Regions from separate parts of the Homo sapiens genome. Here region 1 is linked to region 2. A link is a contact called in ENCODE Hi-C or POLR2A ChIA-PET data. All regions are on one chromosome and are shown on one strand. The core of a region is the stretch at or near the end of the contact, and the rest is flanking DNA. Distances in the headings are between cores, read along the strand shown. Region 1 overlaps SLC1A2 (solute carrier family 1 member 2). Region 2 has its middle 23 kb from the start of CD44-AS1.

Region 1 (5,051 bases), core at 2,031-4,530, 34 kb before region 2:
GGTGCTCATTAGTGTGTAAGTGGTGGTGGGGGCTAAGATGAGATGGGGTGCAACTGGCCATTCCCTAGATAAGTAGTCTGTGGAGGAAAAGCAGAGAAAAAGAAAAGGGGGAAACTTCACCTCTTTAGCCAAGGTTTGTAAGCTTTCATAACTCTAGCAATTTTTCAATTTAAAACCAAACAAAGCCTACAGTGACATTTAATGTGTCACAGTGTTTGCCAACTGCTGGAGACCAGCCAGCCTCATTACTGCCCTCTAAGCCCTGGATGGTTTTCAACAGGCAGGCTTAGCTGCTCTGTAAATGTCATGGTGAAAACCAAGATTCTGGAGCCCTGAAAAATGCCGAGTCCCAGAGCACTGGATGGGTGGGACTGTTTAAAACCAGAACCTTCCCCTGGGTCCAGGAAGCCCTTTGCGTCAGGAGCCCTTGGCAGATATTTATAAGAGACCTTGCTGACACCCCAGTGTCTCTGAAGGAGGCAGGATGGAGTGGTAAATGGGAGCCAATACCAGGAAGAGGTAATAAATAACTGTGTCTGGCTACAGGTAGGAAAAGGAAAATCAAAATAAAGTGAAATCCGAGTGGACCTATGGCCTAATTCTCACATAAGACTCTGCTAGTGAGATCTTTTCTGGGCTCACATGTGCTAATTGGGGAATATAGTTGAGACGGCACTTAGAAGGAAGACCTCAAAGAGCCTCCACCCTCCAGGAGGGCTCTGAAGCTCCTCCCAACAGCATTCCTCTCTGGAGAGAATAGAGCATTCATTCTCAAACTCGAGCATGCACCAAAATCTCCCAGAGATATATCTGAGGTGGGGCTGGAGAATTGACATTTCTAGCAAGTTCCCAGGTGATTCTGATGATGCAATCTCCAGGGACTCTCCCTTCCAGAAGCAATGAACTAGAGACGGAGAAGGAAAACAGGAGTTTCTGATTGTGGGTATATGAGCACCTCTACTTTTTTTTGAGTTAACTCTTGACAGTTGATGCATCCTTTCAAAAAAATAGATTGAAAAGATACAGGATGCAAATAGCTAATACTTAGTGAGTGCTCCTTAAGTGTTAGATATTGTTCTAAGCACTTTACATGGGCTCGTTTGAAAGTCACAGCAGATTATGAAGCAACTAATAGTATTATCATTGTTTTACAGTTGAGAAAACAGGTTCAGAGAGAAGTAACTTATCCCAATTTAGTGGATATTAACTGGCTGAATTGGGGTTCAAACCCAGATGATCTAGATATCCTTGGGTGTTCCAAGCATGCTCATCTGAGTTCTGCTGTTTTAAAAATTTGAGACACACACATGCACATGCACACACACACACACACAAACTTAACTAACTGACCCTCCACTCATGGCTGGTGGAAAACAAAACTAATTCCTACGTTAACCTTTTCTTTGAAGATTTTAGGGGCTTATGTCTATCTTAGTCTTTTGCTTTGATTTCCCACTTCCACTGAATTCTCTTTTTTACATCTTATCTCCGGTCTACATCAACCTCCCCATGGAATGTGGCCCCTTTTCCACTAAGTCCTTTCCTCTCTCACCAAAGTTTCTCTGACTTGAGGCAGCATAATTGCAGATCAAGGCGGGATGGGGCAGGGCTATAGTTCTGCGCAGCAAAATCATTTTTTGATATATCACAAAATAAATGCATGTTCATAGCAAAGGGAAGGACAAAGTTCAAAAGAGTAATAAAATGAAAAAGAAGTCGTCTCCCCTTCATCGACTGTTGAATCTCAAGTGTTATTTCACTGTTAATAATTTCAGGTAGCACAGACATAAAATAAAAATGTAATGTTAGGCATCTCCTTTTCTAAAAAATCTTTTAGTATTCCCCACCCCTGGGAATTTCCCCTTGGGACTCCTTGTTCTCCATCTTTGAATATTTCCCCAGCTCTCTGGACACCCCTCTCCTTTTCATCTGTAAAGTAATCTGAGCTCTCTGTGCCTCTCTCCTCATCCTGCTAGATCATGGCCTGCATCCTGACTTTTTACCACGAAAATATCTAACCAGATGTTTTACTAAACAAAAACCAATTGTGTCTCTAGAGCTAATCTGCTTTCAAGTCTTAAATTCACAATCCATCCTGGTCCTGCCCCTTCCACATACCAGCCTCCCCATTCTCCCCTGCCCAGCCTGTGCCATAAGTAAATGAAACATAGTCTCAGTCCTCAAGGAGCTTATAGTCTAGTAATGGGGTCAAGAAATCCCAATGGAGCCTCCTAGGTGCAAAAAGAAATGGATAAGGTGTAGGGAGGAATAAAAGAGAAAATGCTCTGATCCCCTTTTCACCTGGACTAAAAATGGTAATATAATGAGAAGCTTCTTCTGGGTCATATAAGCCTTTTATATAAAACAGCCTTGGTGGAGGACCTCTTGGTTGACAAGCACTCAATACATGTTAGCAGTTATTATCTTCTCAACATGCTTGCAGGTGAGTATCCCTCTCCATATGTTACGAATGAGAAAGCTGAGCAGGACAGGCTAAGAAATCTTTAATGCTTGAGCTGGGAGTGTCATCCAGGCTGGTATCCGGACTTCACGCTCTTAGCCAATGCTTACGTGGATCTCCTTTTCTTCCCTAACCCCATGTGACTTTAGCCCTTGAATGCCCAGAGCTGTGCCAGCCTTCCTCGGGTTTGGGGCCTCAAGTGACCCCTCTTCCACACCCTGCCCCTAAAGACAGTCCCTTCGCACCATGCATCCTGAGAGGCAGGTGCTATGTTTTGTTTCTATCAATATTAAGTTGAACCATATGAAATTGCCAATATTTGACCTTTTTATATGGAAATAAATGGCAATTTCATATGGTTCAATCCAATGCAAGACACCAGATGAATTGTGGGTGACAGCTCCCTCAGCCCTGTTCTTCTCTGTGAACCAGGAGTTCCAGACGATTTCACATTTCCCTGTTGGAGGATTTAGACTGAGAGATGAAGATGAGAGAGAGTACCTTGGTACTTGTTTTTCTTTCAGTGAACCAGACCCAGTGACTCAGTGTGAAGTAACTCGGTCAAGCCCCTCTCTCATTTTTGGTTCCTGGTGACCTCTAAAGCATAGCCGTGTCATCTGTAGAAAACCCATGAAATGCAAGATCTGCTTTCATCTTCATCCCCTTCTTGCAGTCCTGACACACAGCGTCCAGACCCAAAGATGGTGTCACACACTCTAAAAGTTGTCTTTTACCAAGCCTTAAAGCTCTTGAGGGCAACGCGAAAGACAGGGTTTCCTGAGTGGTGAGGGATGATTGTGAGAGAAAATGAAACTCTGCCTGTGAAGAAACTTTCCACACATGAACCACAAACTCCCATGTCCTGCCTTGGGCCCCAGTTAAACTTCCCCAGAGTTGGTCAGACATTCCCCTGGCAGCCTCAAGGGTGTTCTGCCTTGCAGCATTTTCAGAAAGGAAGACCCATGCAGAGCAGCCATGACCTACCTCCTGGCTGGGCATCCTGGGAATCTTCCCAGAATGCCTTGTGGCAGAGAAACCTGGCATGAGAGGGCTCTGTATTCTAGTTTAATCCAAATTGACAGCTTTCTGTTTAACAGATCCCCTTTAACGTCCTGCCTTCTCACTTAGAAACCTATTTTCATAATCTTACCTTTTACTCCTTCCCTTCTGTATTGATGGAATACAGTCCCTCCACCAAAGGAAATGGCCTTTATCTCCACTCTGGACTTCCATCCTCTCTGATCTCTCTAGGAACCTAACTTCATCAATTATTCCCTCTTCTCTGTATCTTCAGTTACTTCTTCCCCACCAACCTCTTCTCATTTTGATTTAAACATGTTCAAATATTCTACCTCTTAAAACAAAACACAAATTTGATCTCCTTTCCATTTCCATCTGCCATTTCCTCTCCTTCCTTTCTCAATCAATCATCTTGAATAAGCTGATTATACATAATGTCTCCATTTCTTCACTTCACTTTCCATTTTTTACCTATAGTGAGCTGGCTTCTATCACTACCTCTGTATTGAAACTGCTCTTGCCAGGCCAATAGTGACCTCTTTGTTGTTAAAACCAAAAGAATCTTCTTTTTTAAGATGGAGTCTCGCTCTGTTGCCCAGGCTGGAGTGCAGTGGCGCTATCATGGCTCACTGCAACCTTCGTCTCTCAGGCCCAAGCGATTCTCCCACCTCAGCCTCCAGAGCAGCTGGGATTACAGGTGCACGACACCACACCCGGCTAATTTTTTGCATTTTTAGTAGAGATGGGGTTTCACCGTGCTGGCCAGGCTGATCTCAAACACCTGACCTCATGATCCACCCACCTCAGCCTCCCAGAGAAACGTCTTACCCTCATCTCACCTGATCCCTAGATAATAATTAGGGTTGTTTGCCATACCCTTATTTTGAAGCATACTTCCATTTACTTACAAAATGACAAACTCTTCTAGTTTCCTTTAACTTTTGCAGGCTCTTATCTTGCCCATTCATTAAAAGTTGGTTGACCTTAGTGTTCCAGCCTAGACTGTCTGCTTTTTACACTCTGCATTCTCTCCAAGGGTTAATTAAGCACCTCGGTGGCATCCTCAGCCTTCTCTATGGGATGAGTCCTATTATCACCTGCATCACAGATGTGTCTCCTGACCATCAGTCTATATTACCAGCCATCTGTGGGGCATCTGCTCATAACTGAGTCACATGCTTCACCCTCAACGTGTCCAAACCAAAGCCAGAATCTTTCCCGCTCCAACTGACCATGCTCCCTACATATGGTTACATTGTCTACTGGTTGCCCAAACCAGAAACCTGAGAGGAATCTTTGACTCTTTTTTATTCCCTATAACCAATCAGTCTTCAAGTCCTATAATTCTGTCTCCTGAGTCTTGCTCAAATCCATCTTTCTCCAAACCCATCATATCCTCACTAACTGGATTTCACTCTTTCAGGCTTATGATTTTTTAGTTCGTTCTTCACAATGGAACAAACATGATCTTTTCTTTCAATGGCTCTTCATTACACTTGAGATAAAGACTAACTCCTGAACTTGGCTGATAAGGCCATACATGATTTGGTTAATTCTTACTTTCTGCGTC
Region 2 (4,887 bases), core at 1,211-3,710:
TAGTAATGGTGAAATAGGAGGAAAGGGACCAGGTTTTCTTACCCCTGAATCACACAAGCTGGTGTGTGTATGTGCATGCCTTCGCAAGAGATATTCCTCTCCTTTTTTTTTTTTTTTTTGAGACAGTCTTGCTCTGTTGCCCAGGCTGGAGTTAAGTGGCGCTATCTCGCTCACTGCAAGCTCCGCATTCCAGCTTCAAGCAATTCTCGTGCCTCAGCCTCCCAAGTCGCTGGAAATACAGATGTGCACCACCATGCCTAGCTAGTTTTTGTATATTTAGTGGAGATGGTGTTTTGCCATGTTTGCCAGGCTGGTCTCGAACTCCTCGCCTCAAGTAATCCACCTGCCTCGGCCTCCCAGAGTGTTGGGATTATAGGTGTGAGCCGCCGTGTCCATCCCTTCTTTTAATTCTTGTCCCTCATCTTTCTTCCTTTAACCCCATCTATCTCTGGCGTCCCCACAACCTTCCCTTTCTCCTTATAATCACAACCCCTTCCCACAGAAATACAGATAGCCTCCAACTTAATGATGGTTTGACTTAAATTTTTTTGACTTTATGATGGGCTTATGCCAGTATTAAATGCATTCTTGACTTCTTATGATGTGTTATAGGAATATGGCCCCATTGTAAGTCCAAGAGCCTCTGTAACCAGCTCATGCCTGTCTCAGCTTTTTCGGTCCCCTCAGCTTTCCTAGCCTTCCACGTTGGATGCCAACTGCTTTTGTCCTCCTTCAAGTGATAGTTGCTCCACTGGGAGAAGGGATAACTTGAGTCCACAAGGGTGAGAGCTTGTCTCTGGGAGCTTGGCGGTGGGGAGGCGGGGGTGGAGAGGGGAGTGGTGGGCAGCATCAAAAAGATACTACCACACTGGGTTTCCCCTGGGTTACCTAAAATCAAGCACATCTCACCACCTCCAGGATTAATTTCTTTCAGAAACTCTCTGTTCTAACCTGTATGACATAAACCATTTTCTCCTACTCATTTTGACACTCTTACTAGCAGAATTAAATACCCTGGACTTATTATGCTAAAAGAGCATTCTCCCACCTTGCCTCTGAGATAGTTTATCAGACACCTCATTGTTATTTGACAATAAAGAATATCTTGTCCAAGTCGTACTTCCCTAAACCCTGGAGGCAGAGGGGAAGTCTCAGTTCATTCAGTCACAATGATAAGACTTAAAATGTAATCCCTTTGTGTGGTTCATCAACGAGATTAGATGATATTTTTTGGAACAGAAAACATTTCTAGCATAAAATTTCTGGGAATAAAGAATTTTCTAGAAAATGGATGTCTTATTGTCTACCTTTCTACAGAAATGAAGTAGACAATTACTTTTGTATTTTTAATGTTGAATTCTTTTTAAGGAACAATAAAAGGCAGAAAATAAGCCAGTCTCTTGTTTGAGTAGTCCTAGATTCTTTTAGGAAATTTCTTTAGCCAAGAGCTTCTTTGTAAATGAAAACTGAGAACCAAAGTTTGGCATATTATTAAACTTTTCCTCAAACATCAAATGAACAAGTAATCTGTGCCACACTTAGAATCAACTAATAGACATAAAGTGATTTACAGTCCCCAATAATTTTGACACTTGTTTAATAGCTCACTAATTTTGATGCCAGCCTTCTTTAAGAACTGAAATGAAAACTATTCCTGTTAAAAGAGTCAGTATGTTCAGGCAGAAGCAGTGTGGCATAGGAGTTAAGAGAGCATGTTCTAGGTCTGGGCTGTTTACATTGGCAGACTGCTCTGCCAGTTACTAGCAGAGTGACTATGCTTCCTCTGCCTTAGTTTCCCCATCTGTAGATGCAACATAATATGGTACTTCATCTCACAAGGTTGTGCAGAGTATCATTTCCGTTTTCTTATTTTAGCATGTCTGTACCAGGCACTGTTTTAAGATCTTTCAGGTATTATCTTGTTTAGTTCTGATAACTCTGTAAGCTATGTTCTACGATTACCTGTTAAACCACAGAGAGGTTAAATAACTTAATTTAGTTAACACATGCAACATGCTTAAGACAGTGCCCAAGTAGATAGCAAATGCTCAATTTCAGCCATTATAGATCAATATTCTATCTATCCCTCTGTCATAGCAGGTTCTTGGCTACAATTATCTGTGTCCTTCAGACAAGGATCTGTAGCGCAGCAATGGCGCAATGCCTGGCATATAGTAGATATTCAGTAAATGACGTTTAAATTGCAACTAATGAATGTTTCCTTCTTTTCATGATCTATAAATCCTTTTCAAAACACAAAATGTAGTTTAAAAAGAAAACGTGGACCATCAGTTATTCCCCAACCGTTTGTCCCAACTCAGGCAACCCAGTTCCATTCCCATTCCCACTCCCCACTAAGCCTTGAGTGCAAGGATGCCCACCTTCACCCTCTTCTTTCTGGTTTTACCTTGAGGATTCGAGAACGGAAGTCAGGCGGAAGGACTCAGTTTCTACGAAGACAAAGGGCATGTTGTAAAGCATCCACTAGGGGGCGCATTATCAACAGGGCAGAGAAGGCCAACAAGATGGTTGAAAACGAAGTTTCTGCAAAGGACGTGAACCTTGATGGGAAAATTTTCATTACTCTCATCCTTGGCTTGACAGATGAACACATTGCACTTTTCTCAGTCAGCTTTTACACAAAGGTCTAAATTTTGTCCAAGGGGGAAGTGATCTAAAACAGGGAGTCGGAGGTCCCTTGCCTATTGAGAGAGGTCCCAGCTTGCCACTGCCCTGAGGGAGAGTACAGCGCAGCCAATGACTCTGCTGCCCAGACCAGACTTTGTAGTTCTGAGTTGCTGTGCCTCCAAGCCCAGTGAAAGGGATTGAGAGAGTGGAAGAGAAGTAAAGTGTGGCCAAGACAACTTGCCCTGGAAGTGCAGCCAGCAAAACCCATTGAGGTTTGGAAGAGAGATGCTGTCCTTATTGAGACGCTTTTGAGTTTACTTTATACTTATTATGATTTAAATATCTGCTATATGCATAGACAGTCCTTATTAAATAGCTACTAACTTTCTTTCAGAACAATTGTTTGAAATCTTACTCTTCTTTGCATCCCTCTGACAGTTTACCCCTCTGACAGCTTTTCTTCACATTTCTCTCTTCATTTCTTAATGAGATTTAAAGAATCCTAGAAGAGGCGAAAATAAAAAGTAAATCTCTCACTGAACTCTAGTAACCCAAGCTGAAATTTGAAGCCCTTAGCCTTTATTATTGAAAACCTGTCTCTCCACTTCTGCATGGGTGAGTTCCCAAGGTCAAGGATCTTCAGAATCTCCAGAGCTAGGCCCTTGAAATTTCAATCTCATTTCTTCTCTCTCCCTATCTAGGGGTCACCTTGAAGGTTGGCTCTGGCAGAGCCTTTGTGTTATAGATGTTGGCAATAATAAACCTGCATATTCCACCCTTCCCCAGAAAACAGGAGTGGGAATCTCTTCTTCTTTTTGATACTATTTGGAAATCTTAGGGTGGGAGAGGGTAGGCTTTTCAGACCCCAGTGCTTAAAAGGGTTTGGGAGAGGTTCAGAAATTTTTGGAACACCTCTGACTTCTCCCAAATCATGGTTCATATTCTTTCTAGACCCCTACTGTGTATTCACACAAAAGTGATTAAGATAGCAGAAATGAGGGAAGGAAACCTATATGCGTCTACTATATTCCATCATTTTACAGATATTATCTCATTTAACCCCCCAGCATTCTTTCCGGTAGAGATTATTATTCCTGCTTTACCGATGAGGAAACCGAGGCACAGAACTGTTCAATAATTCGTGTAAGGTTATACATAAGTAAATGGCAGAGGTTGAATTTGAACTGAGAGTCTTGTTTTAAATATCACCTTTTAAAAGCTAAACCTTAGCCTCCTCTTCTGAGGTTTATTATTCCTCTTTCGGGAGAGAGGAAGGAGGAAGTGGTTTAGACAAGACTTCTGGAAAACAGTAGTCACCACGTAATGAGATCAGCAGTCTGGAAGCCTAATGGGGCAGGATTGAGGAGCCGGGTTATGGGCGGCCCTGACAGGCAAACTACTGGTGTTCAAGACCAGGTGTCAACACAGGCAAGAAATGGGGCTTGAGGCCAGGATGCCCAGCCAGACTTTCTTCTCCACTGAGCCTTTGCCCCGGGCATCACAGCAAAAATCACATTTACACATGACTGATTCTTCCCTTTCCAATAAGCACAGCATCTATGAAGTTGTTTATGGTTTCCTAAATTAATTCCATTGCCAATGTGGTCTAAATGGTGAGTGTACTCATCCCCAAATCTTTTCAGTGGTTTCTGAAAGCCTCCTTTGGCTCCACCAGGCACAGGGAGCTCTGGAATACTGACCTGGTTTGCAACATTTGGAGATGATGTCTTAACTTCAGCAAATTCAGTTTACCAAACTTCTGACAATAGACAATTCAGGCATGTTAAGCCAGAGACTTTGGAGAGAGCTGAGCTCTATCCCTGGTTCTACCACTTTCTACTTACCTGGTTTGGGGGACCATAATGAATTTCTCCGTACCCTCACACCTCATCATATAGTAGAACAGACAGGTTCATGGGCGGATTAATGAAATTGCAAAGTAAGAACTACAATGACATATGGACAAGGTAAGAGTTATACCCACAGAGGGGAAAATGAGCTCATCCTGGATAGGGGTGGGGCAAGACAACTTCCTGGAGGTGACGATCAAAGCCTTGGGTGGATGCCCAACTTTGGTTAACCTACAGCCACAACCTAGATGGCCAAGATTTAATCAACGAATGCCAGTTATTAGCTTCCTGGACTCCCTGCTTGTTAGCCTTGCTTTGAAAGCAAAAACCTTTCAACTAAAATTGAAGGGCTTTCTTCATGGGGAGCTTCAGATTCTGAAATAATCTGTCTCCAGCCACTGTAAGTTAA

Evidence for each region. A loop is a pair of places that touch in the nucleus more often than their neighbours do. ChIA-PET counts read pairs that join two places held with the same protein, here RNA polymerase II (POLR2A). Pooled maps may share reads with other maps.
Region 1: a map of naive thymus-derived CD4-positive, alpha-beta T cell shows a loop between it and region 2 (1.9-fold over the local background). The contact joins two enhancer-like sites. A Hi-C loop is called at or near these places in 5 of 168 maps with a recorded cell type or tissue (HepG2, aorta, ascending aorta and 1 more), 1 of 37 single-sample maps with no recorded cell type and 13 of 50 pooled maps. POLR2A ChIA-PET finds 5 or more read pairs at or near these places in 8 of 52 experiments (AG04449, AG04450, BJ and 5 more).

Annotation. Positions count from the first base shown.
Region 1 is chr11:35,270,845-35,275,895 of GRCh38, reverse strand. All of the region lies in intron 9 of SLC1A2 (solute carrier family 1 member 2), which reads left to right. Among named protein-coding and RNA genes, the nearest start is that of SLC1A2-AS1, 8.4 kb to the left of the region's middle. RefSeq lists an enhancer at 3,101-3,150. Within about 2 kb of position 3,280, at least 5 of the 41 ENCODE cell types and tissues checked have a DNase peak (open chromatin) inside an H3K27ac peak, as active enhancers do.
Region 2 is chr11:35,235,915-35,240,801 of GRCh38, reverse strand. No RefSeq gene overlaps it. Among named protein-coding and RNA genes, the nearest start is that of CD44-AS1, 23 kb to the right of the region's middle. RefSeq lists enhancers at 2,621-2,690, 2,701-2,770. Within about 2 kb of position 2,460, at least 3 of the 41 ENCODE cell types and tissues checked have a DNase peak (open chromatin) inside an H3K27ac peak, as active enhancers do.